Linked DNA regions of Homo sapiens: regions 2 and 3 are each linked to region 1. Evidence: chromatin contacts called from ENCODE Hi-C data. All regions are on one chromosome and are shown on one strand. Each heading gives the region's core, a stretch centred on a gene start or an enhancer-like site at or near the end of the contact. The rest is flanking DNA. Distances are from core to core; before and after follow the strand shown.

Region 1 (3,655 bases), core at 419-2,918:
CTGAGCATTACATATTATAAAAATAGGTTAGAAAATACGATAATATTATTATATCATCATTAGAGTTTGAAGTGCCATAAAATTCTAGATCTAAACTTTTAGTTGTGCTTCTCAAGAATGATGCTAACTTGTCACATCATTCTGAGCAAACTATCGCAAGGACAGAAAACCAAACACTGCACATTCTCACTCATAGATGGGAATTGAACAATGAGAACACTTGGACACAGGGTGGGGAACATCACACACCAGGGCCTGTCGTGGGGTGTGGAGTCAGGGGAGGGATAGCATTAGGAGATATATCTAATGTAAATGACGAGTTAATGGGTGCAGCACACCAAAATGGCACATGTATACATATGTAACAAACCTGCACGTTGTGCACATGTACCCTAGAACTTAAAGTATAATTTAAAAAAAAAAAAGAACGATGCTAACTTGTCACAAAATGCAATGGTGTTGTGCTCTTAATACAAGCTCCACAAGCTCTTTGGATCCACAACCACACGGGGGAGCAGCTGTATACCTATTCCAACTGCAAGCTCCTGGTCACATGTAATTCTAAAGTAACTTCTTTGTGACTAAGGCACAGTATTCAACATATCAGATTCAATACAAGGACAAAAAGCCTCTAATGACAATAACCCAAACCAAATAATATCCTTAAAATTATAAAGAGGTAAAAATGTATTGTTTTAAGCTTAGCTATAATATTTTGCCCCCAGCCAGAGTAAATTTTACCATATTATGAAGCAAATTCAAAACAGAAAACTGCTGGAGGTGTGGATGGGAGAAATCCTCAGGTAAATCAAATTTCTTTTAATAAATCTACAAATTAAGAAACTGTAGTACTAAGTGCAAGACAATGTAAGCAAAGATCCTAGAACTGCTTGTCTGTACAGATCAACAATCTCCTTCTTACACATGTCATAATCCTCTTGAAGCCAACTGACAGGATGATTCAATCTTAACAGAAACAGAAGGAACTACAGGGATCATTTGAGTGAAATTCCTCCTTTTCCAGAAAAGAAATCAAGCTCTAAAAAGAATAAGTGGATTTTCACTAACCATGCCAATACTATAGATAATACATTTAAAGCAACATACATTCACACAGTCCCTGGACAATTTACAGAGGAACTCTGGTCCTTCACTTCTAAAATCAGGGGTCTGAGGAAGAATGAGGAAATGGCCTGTGGGTCAGAATCCATGAGAAAGACTAGACCCTCGATGTTCTCATATCTCTCTCTCTCTGCTTTAATGTATCCTGTACAACACTGCCACAGTATTGCTCCAGAAGGGCTGCAGAAATACAAACCAAGAATAAAGAGTGTGAGTCCATCTGAAGTGACTCCAGTGCCAGATTTTTCAGGGAAGTCTCAAGTCTAAGCACAAATAACTTGATGAAAATATTGGTATAGTGGAGATTAGGAAATGCCCTCTCTAGGCTGGATCACAATGAGCTAGTATTAGGTTTTACAACAAAATATGATTTCCAGCGCCAGTTCCAGAAAGCTCAGGCAAGAAATAGGGCTGTAAACAACAATGCTCTGGGAAGCCTAATAGAGCATCAGCACACATTCAGTGGCTGACAAGATGCAAGCTCATCATTTTGTTTTGTGTCATAAGGGCATTTGCCTACTAATTAGCGTTTTGGAAAACTTCCCCAATAATGGGGCCCACAGTCTCTAACACTGCCCCTTTGAAGCTAGTGATCCAAAAATAATATCATTTGACAAGGTAATTTCCCAAGCCACGCCTGAAATGTAAAACAAAAAAAGCACCTCACTGCTTAAAGGTGCTCCACCAGGGACCTTGGGTTTTCCACCAAAACTTGCCTCCCCCACCCTGTTACTAAAGTTGACACTGAATTTGCCTGCAGTCTCCCCCATCATCGTCGTTGTGGTGGCTGCGCTAAGCTCCATGGCTCTGAGAGCCAGCCCGTCCCTTCCCTGCCACTGTGAAGTGGGTGTTCAGAGAGTCTCGCTCCTGGAACGCAGGTGAGTGGAGTCCCCGAAGATCCGCACAAAATAGCCCAGCCAGTTCCAGCAATTATGAAAAAGTCCAGGCTCTCAGACCGCTGACCCTGATAAGTAGAAGTCCTTGGTGCCACCTGGTATTCCAGTGGCTCAGTCCATGTGCATCATCACGAGTAGGATCCAGCTTGCTGCTGAAAAGGCCTCTGTCCCGTTTGTGGATAAGACAGTGCAGCCCAACCATGGGACAGCTTTAGGAGGCAAAAGCTGAAGATGGATTTTTTGTACCTGGCTGATATGGTTTGGCTGTGTCCCCACTCAAATTTCATTTTGAATTGTAATTCCCACAATTCCCACGTGTTGTGGGAAGAAGCCGGTGGGAGGTAACTGAATTATGGAGGTGGGTCTCTCCTGCCCTGTTCTGATAGTGAATGAGTCTCACAAGTTCCGATGGTTTTAAAAAGGGGAGTTTCCCTGCACAAGCTCTCTTCTCTTGTCTGTCGCCATGTGAGACATGGCTTTCACCTTCCACCATGATTGTGAGGCCTCCCCAGCCACGTGGAAGTGTAAGTCCAATAAACCTCTTTCTTTTGTAAATTGCCCAGTCTCAGGTATGTCTTTATCAGCAGCATGAAAATGGACTAACACACTGGCCTACGTGGAGAGAGCACCCTGGCTTCTTCTGAGGGCTGCTGCTGGGCTAGGTGCACCATTACCACTTGAGTATCTTGAAAATAGCTGGCAGTTTTCAGTTATTATACCACAACCGCTTCTCACAGACATATTAGTGCATCTGAGACTGGGTTTATTTCTTCATATACTGGAAACTTTTGTTTTCTTAGAATAGAAAATTATCATACAGGGTTTTATTTCGAGTTTTTCTTTTTATGCACTGTCCTCATGGCTATATTCTCCAGGGAACTTGTTCTTTTGGAAATCATATTTAATGAAGATATTTCCATATTGAAGTGAGGTGGGTGTGGTGTTAAAGTAAAAAGGAAGGAGATGAAATATTTATTCTGCATTACGTTTGAAGTGTTAGATGGCTAAGTATTAAAAGCAACCAAATTAAATCCCCCAAATTAAAGCAATCAGAACACCTGCTTCACTAGATTTTGCCAGCTGCCAATCATGTTGGACTGAGCTAATCTGTTCCTCTTTCTGACACTACTATGGTAAATAACAATAAAACTTGCTTTTATAAAGGCAAAAATGAATGAATGAATGAATGCACCTATAAAACATAATCCTAGTTGTTGAGGGGAGGGAATCTATAATTATATTTTAGTATGGCCTAAACTTCAAGAATTTTTTTTGAATTAAGACCAGTAAAAAAGTTTTCTTAATCTACAAAAATACAGAAGCCACTAATGTGCATTATGGAAAGGAATTCTTTCTAAACAACGCAATATGGGATAGAGCATATACTTTAAAAATTTTCTTTCTTTTGATTTTAAGCACACAATGCAGGCAGACAATAAAATTGTAGTAATTAAATCAGTCTTTCAACTATAGCTGGCATTATAGGGACTGGTAATTACTGGGTAAACACAGTGGCCAGTGTTTTTTGGTTTTTCAGCTATTGTAGTACTTACGTAGTCACTGAAGTAGCCAGGAGTGGTTTTTCAAAGCTTTCAACTTTAGTACGATAAGTCCATCATTTGCAATTTATGTTGTTA
Region 2 (3,513 bases), core at 906-3,405, 760 kb before region 1:
CTGCACTCCAGCCTGAGGGACAGAGCAAGACTCCGTCTCCAAAACAAAAAGCAAAAAAAAAAAAAAAAAAAAAAAAAAAAGCACGCTAATGAATTGCAATAGGACCCTCACACAGGAGGGGGAACTGTGTGGGATGGCAGAGTGTAAATGCCCAGGGGAATCAGAATATACAGTCAGGAATTTGAACTATACCCAGCTTTTTGTGCAATGGTGAAAAAGGCTCCAGCTTGAGACTAAAAGAGATTCAGATGTGTCTAGGGACATCTGGCAAAAAAAGCAGTGTCAGCCCCCAGAATCTTGTCTGCATAAAGACTGAGAAATTTTCTGGAAGAGGACTGGTCCCGAGAGAGGAATGATCCAGGAAAGATTAGGTTGACTCAGTAAAAAAGTCTGTGTCATGGGATGAGGAAGATAATTCCGAACACAGCAAGTCTGAGATTCATCCCTACCTTAACTCCAGTTCAGCTTAGTCTGAGTATGATGGGAAGCAGAGAGTTCTAAGTAAATGCTGAAGTGGTTTTACTTTGTGACATGAGCAACTCTGCATTGGAATTCCCTCTAGCAGAACTTAACAGAAAGAAAAAGTCTCCCCTGACCACTTTTCCATAGGGTATAAATCATCACACAGCTTTGGTGCCCTGAAGTCACAGCATGGTGCCTGGCAGAGCTGGCACTGTGTCTGCCATGCCTTGCCAACTGCCTGAGGGTGGTCAGTCAGGAGAAAATGCCATGCCTTACGGATCAGTCACAGAGACAAGATACTTGACAATGGAATAGAGGCAGCATCTGGAGCAGGCTTTTAAACCCAACACAGCGTTAGCAGCAGCCACGGAGAGACTGCTGAACCAGTCAAATGTCAAGCCTGGAATAGCAGAAATGTACCAGCCATGCCCAGTAGAGCAGCAACAACCCCAACTTAGAAACAGCTGTGTCCCACAACATAAGCTCCAACTTATCTGTGGCCATATGAGAATGTAGGGAAAAACTGTCCGTAGGGTAAAAACTTCCAGGGGTTGAGGGGACCTGTGTCAGCGTAAGAGGACATGTAATAGTGACATTGGAGTCTTTAATGTTAGCATGCCTCACAGATATCTGCAGGAAGGAGAGATCTTGAGAAATCTGGGCTATACAATTAGTCATTTCTCAATGCAAGTGTAGGAAAGACAGCCTTTAGCTTTGGTGTTCAATATTAGGTCTATAACAAAGCCAAAAATAACATTAGGTATGTGTACAGAAATAGTGTCTTTATGCCTCATGTTGATTATCTGTTATATAAGGAGCCTTAGAGAATCACAATACTAAGATGCTACAATGATAGAACTCAAGTAGACCAGCCCTCTGATGTTCAAATATGAGAGTGAGGCTCAGAAGAAAGAAAGCCAAGCACTGACTGGTGGTGGAACAGGAAGAAGAACAGAAATCTTCTGACTTTCAGCCCAGGGATCTTTGCATGACACTATAAGGACTCAGGGAGACCTAAGGAGAAACAATAAGCCTGACCATTTGATTCTAGAAAGTGTTAGCAAATAACTTATCTTCAGCCATTCTGTACAAATAAAAACAAAGTGGTGAATTTGTGCAAGAATGGTTAAGATGCTCTTTCCTGGAATGTGAATGTGTTTATATATACATTTCTATTAATTTGGAAATGTAAATGCCAGGATTGATTTCTGGAATAATGCCTTAAAAATTAGAAACACCATTAGAATTAGATTCAGAACTGAAAAAGTTTGCACAACTTTTTGTTTTCTCTGAGGAATGGATGAAGCAAACATTGAGGGGGGAAGTGAAGAACGGAGGCACGCAAGCAAAAACAAGAACCAGAATGAGGAACGAAAATAGAAGAGGAAGTAAGTAGAGGAGAAAGAGCCACATGAGAAGCCTGGAGTGTCTACGTGAATGAGGTGGATGGGTAGAACTCCATTCAGAGGACACTGAACATGAAGTTCATCTGTTTTAACTGGTGTGATTTACTTGACATAAGTGACAGCCCGAAACAGAAATAATAATCATCTGTCAAACAATTTGTTTCACTGTTTCTTGACTGTCCGGCATGTTGTTTTCTTTTTTTAACCTAACCTGCCTGTTTCCTTGACCAGTCAAGTCAAAACAGACAACCCAATGTGTACATGTTAACACAGGCTCTCTCTTGAGTTAATGGCTCAGAAGTCTGAGTCATTGCCCTGAGAACCCCAGATTCTAACTATTCTCTTCTTCTAAATTAGAATGGGATGGCCTCTGTTTATATTTTCGTTAAATAGAACCACATGATTGCAACCTTGCCGCTGGGGGTTGTTAGCAGAGAATTTATTAGCCTGAGCCAGTATCCTTGACTGCAGGGCTGCTTTGGTTGCTGGAGTACACCCTCGATTTGCTATTTTTCCTCAAGAGTTACACTTTAGTGGGTTTCTCCTAGGGGCCTGTGTCTGTATATTGAAGGAGAAAAGAAAAATGAGTATGTCCTTTACATGATCCAGCTGTCTCTGCTACTCCAACCCTCTCTGCTATATTATCAGAGCTTTCCACGTGAAGTCTGAAGTCCCCACAAAGGAAAAGTAAAAGATTCGCTTTCACTTATCCTGTGAAAATATAATGGACATATTCCTGGGAAGTGGCAGTGGCTTACTAGGTCTCTGGTCCTTTTTCACATGTAATAATCAAGTTAGAAATTTTCTTAAGGTGTCTTCCTTTTACTTAAAAGGTTGTCTCCTCTGAACTCTCATATACCCTTTGAGGCCCAGACTAGATGCCACCACCTCCATGAGGTTCTCCTTGATTCTTCCCACCCCATCTGAAAATCCACACTTTTTGGATTTGTGTTTCCCTTCTCTGTGTCCTTAGATTCCACTTCTCCATTCCCTGCTTTGTATCATGCTGATGTCATCTACAAATGTGTCAGCTCCCTGATGCTGGTAATTATGTTTTAACCATCATGTTTCTAATAGAGTAATGAATGTTAACTCAAAATGAACTGGCAGAAGGCTAATAGGAAAAGCCTGAGGATGAGGCAAGGGGAAAGGAGGGAGGGGTTATTGGTAGCTGAAAAGAATGTAGAGGGAGAAAGAGGAAAAGACAAGATTGTTCGGTATTACCATGGAAGAGGGTACAGGGTGGTGGGAGGAGCTTGCAGGATAAGACAAGGGGAAGCTCAGAAGGAGGATCACTAAGATGAAGACAGAACAGAAAGTGGTCAGAAGTCAGTGAAGGGCTGCAGTTGGAGTAAATGCTGCCATAATGGTGTGGACAGTAGTTCCTTCCTTGTGGGAAGGGGAGGAAGGTGAGGACGGCAGGGAAGAGCAATCATCTCATCCCAGGCTACCTCTCCTTCCCATTTCTTCCAGAAGTATGCCTTGTTCCCCAGGCTTACCAGCCTCTGTGACACCTCGTTATTCTGTCACCAGTCCTCATGCAGAGGTTTAAGCCTATTCTTCTCTCCATAGCTCCAGCACCAGAGGAATTCTGAGATTAAATTCCCTGAGTCTGCTCCGTCTTTCAGGTGTAAATAAAACATGA
Region 3 (3,837 bases), core at 1,165-3,664, 850 kb after region 1:
TTCTTCTCTCTCCACTCCTCATCCTAAACTGAGCTGCCCGTCTACTTCTCACTGTAACAATCTTTGATGTCAGCTTATTTGTGGACCTCGCACACAGGAATGGGACAAGTCACCAGCTCAGAAGTCTCAGGACCAGCGACATCAAGAGCAGGAAGTGGCCAGTGCCTCAACTTCACTCCCCTCTCCCTCCTGGAACAGGCCCTCCATCACCGTAGATAATTCATGTCACTGAATGGAACATGTAAGCCATCTCACTTCTTTTTGTCTTCACAAATGCTTTAAACACAGGCTTGGAAAATCTGTGGGCTTCTCACACGTTCTCAGATATATTCCTTTGCACCTAACTGGAGTGAAATGATATGGTGCTCAGTGGAAGGAATCTGGTTGTGCCAGCAGAGGTTGGGGCTATGGAACCATGTAACTGGAAGCAAGCAGTGAAAGAAACCTGGAAACTCCTGTCACCCTGTGCCTCAGTGCAGGCTGGCTCAGCAGCATCAACTTAATGTTCTGTGTGGGATGCTAGCACATTTGTGTTTGGAGCCTGGTAATTAGATTGTGAGCAGGAGGCAAAATCCCAGCAATCTGGTGGCATGGACAAATCTTGGTGTCAGAAGGCATGGTGTGTTGAGGCTTAACAATCTCAGCTCTATTTTTGTCTATCACCCCTTTGATACATGTCAAAAAAAATCCCACCCACTAGTTCTCTTTCTCCTCTCCCCATCAAGATCAAGCACCATAGACAAATTAAATAATAACAATAATAGAACAGGAAAATAATACACCGATGATCAGACATCAAAATGAAATGCAGACCCTTAGAACAACTTTGCTTCGTGTACTTTTAATACATTTTATATGCCACACGGCAATTTACTGAGAGGTGGATTTTAACATACCACATATGCTATTGGCAAGATAAGAATTACTGAGTTGAATGTTGGTTCACTAAATATGCTGAAACCCTTTTACAGTGTAGACTCTGAGGAACAGCTAACACTCTCTTTATGGGCACATTGAAATGAATTGTGCTTTTACTGTATGTCATTGTTATGTTTCAGGGGACATGATTTCACCAGTAGCTTTGCCAAATTTTTGCAATAACATGATTCCACTGTATTTCTATTTTAGTACCACGATCTCATGCCTTGAAGTTTATTTGAAAAAAGAAAACAACATAAAAAAGAGTGAAGTTCAGCCAAATCCAGGTTATTCAGGATTTAAGTTATAATCCAGCATGAAGATTATCCTAAACTTTTGCTTCTCTTCCTCACCTTTAGTATTTTTCATCTTAAGTGGATGTTCCTGCTCAGTAGCATATTTCCCAGAAAGAATCAATGGGATTTAATTAATTTCTTGTGTGAAATGCTGCAGAGATACTTTTTGAGGGAGGGAGAGAGAGAGAGAATGAGAATGTATGTAGAGAGAGAGAGAAGAGAGAAATGGTTGGAAGCTTTTGGTAATATTTTCTGATATGTATAAACTTAAATTACCTAGAATTCATGAGCACTTCTGCTTGCTATCCATGTAGAAGAGATCATTAAGAGATTGCTGTATTTTATCCATAATGTACTTTTCTAACCTAAATTATTAGGAATAGGAATACCCCATCTGCATGCTATGAATAACACCATGTGTGGAGAATCTGCACAGATCCTGAGATAATTGTAGGGATGAAGCTGTCTAAGGAGAAATCCCAGGCCTTAGGAGAGTGTGAACCTTGTGGAAAGATGAACAAAAGGGGAAGAGCCCTATTTTGAATCAAGGAAATCTTAACTCATGAGAATAAAATTAGTGTGAGGAGCCAAATCCTGAACAATCTTTAGTTTCCTTATTTTCTCTCTGATGACACTGTAACTGTCTAACTAAAAAGGAGAGAATCAAGTTAAGGAGCAAAGTATTTGGTCAACCCTTTAAACTATTTGTCGACATCATTTTATAGGTCAGCATACTTGTTTGAATTTTCCATTTGTCTTTAGAATATCTACCTGGAGAGAAGTCGATATTTAACTAGAAGAGATGGACGCTGTTGGGCTAATACAAAAAGTTAAAAATTCAACCCATGAAACATTGGTTTTTATTTCATTAGCAATTTTGGTTTCATTTTTTTTACCCAAATTAGGCTGAAAAATGAAATCAAAATTGCTGGTGAAATGAAGCCATTTTATACAAATAGCACTTTGCATCCTCAAAAAGAGAGATTCCACAGAATGTTCTTGTACAAACACCTGTAGTTTGGGTCCATGTGGAATCTCTCTTTTTCAGGACACAAAGTGGTATTTGTATAAGAACATTCTGATTCTGGATCCACTAGCTGCAAGAAGACCTGATTGAACCAGTGCCTCCCGCTGTGGGTGAAAATCAGCCTGGCCTCTCCTGGGACACAGAGGGGACCAAACTGTCAGTCACTAGAATGATTTGTTCTCACTTTCCAGCTGGCTGGTTTGGTGCTGTTGTTGATGCTGCCACAGTCATTGTAGTGTAGGGTAGGTAACAGACTAGCCTTCCAAGCACCTAGCTTTCCACCTCCTTGCTGAGACTTTGGCTTGGTCTCCTAGAAATGGCTCCTTTTAACCCAATAAACAGGGAAGTGGGTGGGGGGATAGCTGTTTAAAAAGAGCACATTTTAATGGAAAAATGAGGTATTTTCCATTGTGGTAATGTGTCTTTTTTTTTCAATCATAAAATTGCTCAAAAGAGGAAGCAAAAAGAGGAACATGTATTCATTTGTTTCAACTTGAATTTGTGAAATGAGTTCTTAAGAAAGCTAGCAGGCATCTATTTCGAAGAATTATGACTCCTTTTCGACATGTAAATATCGTATCATTTCCACAGTATAATTATCTCCCATGATGATCTAAATTTATATGACTGTAGATTCCAAACGCAGTTATTGTGGAGTTTCAACAAGACCACATATGAGAAAGAAAGAGAGAAAATATCTGCATGTGTCAGTGTTCAAATGACACCATCAGAGACTGTTGAGAGTAAGACAAGACCTCTCCTTTGTGACCAGTTAACTGATACTAGACAAGTATTGTTCTAGCAGGTAAAATGACTCGAAGATATCTTCAAACTTTATATTTTTTAATAACCCCCATAATACAGAATTACCTATGGATGTACATGTTGGAGTACATTCACGTGAAAGTATAGAATCAGACATTATTCAGGCAGACTTTCCCTGTTCCAAATACTCCTTAATTGAGGAACTACCTTGACTACTAATTTTAAATCACAATAGTTCCATGCAGAAGGGAGAGCTAAGTTTTGGGTTACAAAATTTTGAAAACCACCATATAGAACCCACCTAAAATATCCAACCACCAACTTGCCACTGGCGATGGCTGAGAAAGCAGAAGGGAGGCAGATGTGGTTGTTGCCCAGTTGGAAATGATGATACTAATAAGACTTTAAGTGAAGTAAGCAGAAGGAGTTTGGGGCATTTGTTATGCTCTCCTTGAAGCTCTGTTCTGAGTCCTCCCAGACCTGGCTGGAGATTGATTTTCCTTCTGTGCTAGATATCCTACGTGAAAATAACCATGGCAGTATTAATAATAGCACTGTAGCAGCTGTTTGGAAAGTGAGCACCTTCCATACCTTAACTTTCTATTTTGCCTGGTAGATTGCACTCTTTTCCTTTTCACTAGCAGATAGTTCTCTGAGTACGAATCTAAAGAGAGGAGAGCCAAGGCTATCTATATTGCCTATGGTAAGACAGCATAGTGAGACATTTCCTTAAAAATCTGGGAATGACTGCAAATGGCATTGGGAATACAATCATGAGTTGGTTGCCCCTGATGGTAGTTCTTCAGGTTCATGCATAGGAAGCTCCAAGGG

The links. Hi-C counts contacts between places; a loop is a spot of excess contacts on that map. Pooled maps may share reads with other maps.
Region 2: a loop to region 1 is called in a map with no recorded cell type, with 4 times the contacts of the local background. The contact joins two enhancer-like sites. A Hi-C loop is called at or near these places in 4 of 37 single-sample maps with no recorded cell type and 3 of 50 pooled maps.
Region 3: a loop to region 1 is called in a map with no recorded cell type, with 4 times the contacts of the local background. The contact joins two enhancer-like sites. A Hi-C loop is called at or near these places in 2 of 37 single-sample maps with no recorded cell type and 3 of 50 pooled maps.

The regions. Positions count from the first base shown.
Region 1 is chr1:220,218,328-220,221,982 of GRCh38, forward strand. All of the region lies in intron 2 of RAB3GAP2 (RAB3 GTPase activating non-catalytic protein subunit 2), which reads right to left. Among named protein-coding and RNA genes, the nearest start is that of SNORA36B, 19 kb to the left of the region's middle. RefSeq lists a silencer at 1,544-1,623 and enhancers at 1,774-1,823, 2,184-2,253. Within about 2 kb of position 1,669, at least 2 of the 41 ENCODE cell types and tissues checked have a DNase peak (open chromatin) inside an H3K27ac peak, as active enhancers do.
Region 2 is chr1:219,459,161-219,462,673 of GRCh38, forward strand. The region is part of intron 2 of LYPLAL1-AS1 (LYPLAL1 antisense RNA 1); the gene reads right to left. Among named protein-coding and RNA genes, the nearest start is that of LYPLAL1-AS1, 96 kb to the right of the region's middle. RefSeq lists an enhancer at 1,999-2,088. Within about 2 kb of position 2,156, at least 2 of the 41 ENCODE cell types and tissues checked have a DNase peak (open chromatin) inside an H3K27ac peak, as active enhancers do.
Region 3 is chr1:221,066,862-221,070,698 of GRCh38, forward strand. It overlaps LOC101929750 (a long non-coding RNA gene), which reads left to right. Exons shown (of 7, transcript XR_001738479.2): 3 at 98-241. Among named protein-coding and RNA genes, the nearest start is that of HLX-AS1, 190 kb to the left of the region's middle. RefSeq lists a silencer at 2,283-2,332. Within about 2 kb of position 2,415, at least 4 of the 41 ENCODE cell types and tissues checked have a DNase peak (open chromatin) inside an H3K27ac peak, as active enhancers do.